Regions from separate parts of the Homo sapiens genome. Here region 1 is linked to region 2. A link is a contact called in ENCODE Hi-C or POLR2A ChIA-PET data. All regions are on one chromosome and are shown on one strand. Each heading gives the region's core, a stretch centred on a gene start or an enhancer-like site at or near the end of the contact. The rest is flanking DNA. Distances are from core to core; before and after follow the strand shown. Region 1 holds the start of EOGT (EGF domain specific O-linked N-acetylglucosamine transferase). Region 2 overlaps FRMD4B (FERM domain containing 4B).

The links. A loop is a pair of places that touch in the nucleus more often than their neighbours do. ChIA-PET counts read pairs that join two places held with the same protein, here RNA polymerase II (POLR2A). Pooled maps may share reads with other maps.
Region 1: a pooled map shows a loop between it and region 2 (2.2-fold over the local background). The contact joins the promoter of EOGT here to the enhancer-like site in region 2. A Hi-C loop is called at or near these places in 6 of 50 pooled maps. POLR2A ChIA-PET finds 5 or more read pairs at or near these places in 4 of 52 experiments (T-cell, WTC11, activated B cell and 1 more).

The regions. Positions count from the first base shown.
Region 1 is chr3:69,012,406-69,015,105 of GRCh38, reverse strand. It overlaps EOGT (EGF domain specific O-linked N-acetylglucosamine transferase), which reads left to right and starts at 1,422. Exons shown (of 18, transcript NM_001278689.2): 1 at 1,422-1,532; 2 at 2,307-2,591. It overlaps EOGT-DT (EOGT divergent transcript), which reads right to left and starts at 1,986. Exons shown (of 1, transcript NR_185971.1): 1 at 1-1,986. RefSeq lists silencers at 1,195-1,494, 1,555-2,104.
Region 2 is chr3:69,239,558-69,242,257 of GRCh38, reverse strand. The region is part of intron 7 of FRMD4B (FERM domain containing 4B); the gene reads left to right. Among named protein-coding and RNA genes, the nearest start is that of LMOD3, 120 kb to the right of the region's middle. Within about 2 kb of position 1,282, at least 4 of the 41 ENCODE cell types and tissues checked have a DNase peak (open chromatin) inside an H3K27ac peak, as active enhancers do.

The sequences.
Region 1 (2,700 bases), core at 173-2,672, 230 kb after region 2:
GTGGATTATTCATGCCTCCCCTTTTAAGACCATATAGGGTAACTTCCTGACATTGCCATGGCATTCGTAAACTGTCATGGCGCTGATAGGAGTATAGTAGTAAGGACTACCAGAGGTCTCTTTCATGGCCATCTTGGTTTTGGTGGGATTTAGCCGGCTTATTTACTGCAACCTGTTTTATCAACAAGGTCTTTATGACCTGTATCTTGTGCCGACTTCCTATCTCATTCTGCGACTTAGAATGCTTTAACGGCCTGGGAATGCAGCCCAGTAGGTTTCAGCCTCATTTTACTCAGCTCCTATTTAAGATGGAGTTGCTCCGGTTCACATGCCTCTTGACAGTTCCCTTAGAGGCAAAATCTTTTCAATAAAAAGAATAAATTAATACTGTAAAGTGCTTTAAAACAATGTTTGGCACATGTTAAACACCACATGTTCTTGCTGTTATTATTTGAAAAAAATTCCAGGTAAGATTCCTAATTTAGCAGGTCACTAATGGAACTTGTAACAATTCTTAAACAACATTACTTTTAAAAATTACGTAAAAAGCATGTAAGCCTTTGGAAACAAACTTGTTTCCTTATGATCATATTATTTAACTTCTGGTGACTATATTCATTTGAGCATGTTTATTTTGAAGTCATCACCTTCATATAATCAGTTCAACTTTAGTCACTATTTAATGATCAACTCTACTGTGCTGTAGATGGAATACTAGGCCTGGGGGAGCTTAGAGGAAAAGACAGTGGGGGATGGGAGTTCAAATAATTATAAGCAGTAATAAAGTAAATTAACAAAACCATAAAAATTAAACTCCACAGAGTAGCATTTGAACTTGATGAGTTTACGGATAGGTAAAACTATACTGCTTTTAAAATGTGTGTGGACTCCAAAGTATCCTCACCATCACAAAGTGTATTCGGTGAACGATGTTCAGTCCCCAAATTTGGAAGTTAGGGCGGCAACTTCTGCTTGAAATAAGACAAAAGTAAAAATCCACCTCAGTGCAACGCAGAAGACACGAAGAGTCAGGTTTTCTACCCACCCCGTCCTAACATCCTCTGAGCGCTTTAACGCTCTCGCTCAAGGAGGCGCGGGCTGCTGCGATGGAGATGGGCGTCCGGCGCCGGCACGTGCCGTCGGTCTTTCCGGCCCTGGTGAGGGAGCTGGCGGACTCGCGCGAACGTTCGCGGGAGAACGCCAGGAAGGGCAGATGGTTCCTCGACTCTGAGCCCCTCCCTGCTGCGCTCGCCGGGTCGAGGCCGCTCGCCGGGCTGAAGCCGCTCCGAGCGTCGGGCCCCGCGCCCTGGCCCTCCTGGGTGTAGTCCCGGTCCTGCCTCTGCGGGGCCCGAGCCCGCCCACGGCGCCGGCTGGCCAAGGTGTCCCAGCTGCTCCTTGGCGCCCCCTGGCCCAGCTCCCGCGCCCGAGGTTTCCGGTGAGCGGCAGTAGCCGGTTATGACGACTCCCTCCTCTGGAACAGCCGCCGTCTCCTCCGCCTCCTCCTCGGTAGTTCACGGCTGCCCCGGCTCCAGGTGGGACTCCCCCGCAATCTGCGGAGCCTTCCCCCGCTCTCCTTCCCGCCGCCGCAGCGCTCTGCGCTGTTCTTGCCCGGGTGGTAGCCGCTCCCGGCGCGGCTTCCCGGAGGGCTATAGCCTACGCACGCACTCCGCCCGCGCCTTCCCATTCCCTGCGGGCCGGGAGGCGGGCGTCGGAAGCCGATCCTGGCCCTCCCCGGCCCCGGGCGCCCGGCCCCTTCCCAGCGCCCGGAGCGCAGGCGGGCCCCGGGCCCTAGCCGCGTTGACCAGGTTTCCAGCCGGGGCGGAGCCGCTCCCCGGGGCCCCTCCCAGGCGCGCTGGGGACCCGGGGCGCCGCGGTGCACGGTGGCGGGCGGCCCCGGGAGATCACCGACCCCGAAGCAATCCCTGGCGGCGCCCGGGGTCCGGAACCCCAGCGCGGCGTCTCAGCCGCGGCGGGGTGCTCGCCACTGACCCCTCAGCCCTTGGCCGGGACTGACGTTCAAGCGGACAGCTGGGCTCTGCCGGGACTGACGTTCAAGGGGCAGCCGAGCACTTCCTGAGCCCTGCCTGGCACCCGCCGAGAGACTTTTTGGCACAAGTAGGGGCCAGCCGTTGAGGTGTCATTCGGGGTCTCACGTGTTGAACTTTCCATTTGCCCACTGCCGTCTTTAAACTTTTCCAAGCTCTCTCTCTCTGCGACATTGCCCCATTTCGCCCGCTGTGTCAACCCCAGGTTTTGCCTCCTATCCATCATCTTTCAGATGTTTCCCTTTTTTCCTTCCTCATTAGGCCTGTGGAAATCGAATCAAGGGTTTCTGGAGTGGAGTGATTCCAGCTGCTTTGAGCTGAAGGAAAAGTAGCCTGGCCAGTAAAGCGTCCGTGTGCTGGAGGAGTGCAGCCACCCATCCCGGCGGGCCTTGCAGGACGACCGACACCAGGAAGGCTTTGTGCCAGGCCCAGCAGCCACCCCCAGCCGCCTTATGCAAGTGGGTACATGCCCTCGCCAGACGCCAGCTTTCTGATCTGCGTCTTTAGATTTTTTCCATCGCCTAAGCGTTACTTCTCCACTGATCGGTGAGTTTAGTGATGGCCAGAGCTCACTGGAGGACAATGGACTTGGATAACCAAAGGTCAGGGCTTGGTCATAACAATGACTTTATTACCGGGAAGGACGAGTCAAAAA
Region 2 (2,700 bases), core at 33-2,532:
AATCAATGGGAAGGCTGTAGTGAAGAGAGGAGTTTTGGAATTTAACTGCCTGGGTTCAAATCCAGGCCCAGCCACTTGTTATGTACCTGTGGGTAGTTTGCCTAGCCTCTCTGGAACCATTTCTTTGTCTCAATAAACAATATTTGCCATCGTTACTATTATTAATATGTTTAATCCTCACAGCAACCCTTTGATGGCACTGTCATTGTCCCCATGTTATAGATAGGAAAACTGAGATTTGTAGCTGTTAAGTAGCTTACTATTTAGGTCACATAGCTAGAGAGTGGCAAATTAGGGCTCCAAACCACATGCATTTTACCACTGTTAGAGGTTTCCTTTTTTGTTTTTTGGGGGTTTTTTTGTTTTGTTTTGTTTTGTTTTGTTTTTTTGAGATGGATCCTCGCTGTGTTGCCCAGGCTGGAGTGCAGTGGTGCAATCGCAGCTCACTGCAAACTCCGCCTCCTGGGTTCAAGCAATTCTTCTTGAAATTAGCCACCATGCCTGGCTAATTTTTTAATTTTTAGTAGAGACGGGGTTTTACCTTGTTGGCCAGACTGGTCTCAAGCGCCTGAATCTCAGAAAATCTGTCAGCCTCGGCTTCCCAAGAGTGCTGGGATTACAGGTGTGAGCGACTGCACCCAACCAGTTTCTTTTTTTGTATCCCAACACAAATTTGTTAGAATCATTACCTTCCTGGCCAGCAGAATAAAGAAGGCTTACTTGACAGAAATGAAACGTTTTTGTCTTATTTCAGGTCGGGCCTTTGATGAATCAACAAAACACTTTTGTGAAAACTCTTGAGAAGTGATTTTCCTCTCTACAATACTTGGTTAAAAGTTAAACAAAGTTTCCCAAGTTCTCTTGGCTAAGTTTTCAATCTGCTCATGAGCGCTATGAATCTCCCAGAAGGGGACACATAAGCAGCATTTTCCACTCTTATTTCAGCCTCTTGCTGGACCACACACTCTACTCTATGAACCATAGAATCAGAGTAGGAGTCAGGCTTCTGCATTTCACAGCTTAAGTATTTTGCATTTCAAAACCCCTTGCATTTCACAGCTTAAAAAAACCTGATGCAACTAAATGAACACAAAAACCCTAAGTCCCACCTTAATACATCTTTAGACAGTTACTAACACCACATAGGATCAGTCCTATACAGGAAGTAACTCTCTTGACCCATTTGAGTTCTCAGTTTCTTTCTCCACTGGAGTGGACCAGGCCGTTACACCCATCATAGCTACTTGGTCCTGAAATGAAACTCAGCATACTTGGCCTCTTCAGGTAGCGGCTGGCTGAGACACAGGCATGCGTGGCATTCGGTAGGAATAGAAAGTAGCATGACATGAACTACTTCCACTTCTCAAAGTGCAAACCATCCAGAGTCTACAGGAGCTGTGAGACGACATTGTTGAGGGAGAATTCTACATTCCCCCGCTGATAAGCATTTCCAGGCCTTTTGGTTTGTTTCTGGAAACACACTAAGTGATAACATAACACATAACAATACAGTCTTCTTATCTGTGTTCAGATGGCTAATGCGGTTAATCCATTTTTTTGTGTGATCAGGAAAGACACATTGAATCACACATACAGGAAGAAGGATTAAAGAGTTGGGGCTTCAAGTTGACCATAAATAATTTTTCACTTGTCTAGTAGGAAGTTTCCCAGAAGAGAAACACATTTCTTTGACTTTCCATTCTTTTGTAGGAAAACATTATCTGCATTGATTGTTTTTCTTTTACGTGTTCTTTTTTTTTTTTTTTTTTTTTTTTGAGACAGAGTCTTGCTCTGTCGTCCAGGCTGGAGTGTGCAGTGGCGCTATCTTGGCTCACTGCAACCTCCGCCTCCCGGGTTCAAGCAATTCTCCTGCCTCAGCCTCCCAAGTAGCTGGGACTACAGGCACATGCCACCACGCCCGACTAATTTTTTGTATTTTTAGTAGAGATGGGTTTTCACCATGTTAGCCAGAATGGTCTCGATCTTCTGACCTTGGGTTCCACCCTCCTCGGCCTCCCAAAATTACAGGCATGAGCCATCATGCCTGGCCTATGTATCCTTTTTCTAACTCTAGATTTAAGAATAAATTTTTTTAAATTGTAGTAAAATATACATAAAATTTATCATCTCAACCATTTTTAAGAATAGAGTTTGGTAGTGTTAAGTAATGTTTATGTTGGGTGTGTGTGTGTGTGTGTGTGTTTGAGACAGAGTCTTGCTCTGTCGCCCAGGCTGGAGTGCAAGTGGCATGATTTCGGCTCACTGCAACCTCCGCCTCTTGGGTTCAAGCGATTCTCCTGCCTCAGCCTCCTGAATAGCTGGGATTACAGGCACGCACCACCACACCTGGCTAATTTTTTGTATTTTTAGTAGAGACAAGGTTTCACCATGTTGGCCAGGCTGGTCTCGAACTCTTGAGGCAATCCACCCGCCTCAGCTTCCCAAAGTACTGGGATTACAGGCGTGAGCCACCACGCCTGGACGTGTTTATGTTGTACGGCCAATCTCCAGAACTTTTTCATCTTGGAAAAACAGAAACTCTGCACCCATTAAACAGCTCCCTATTCACTCCTCCCGCAGTCCATGGCCACCACCATTCTACTTTCTGTCTCTATGAATTTAACAGGAGAGAAATAAAATATTTTTATTTTAAATATTTGTAGATTTTCATGTTAACCTGCTTCCCAACCTAAGTCATTC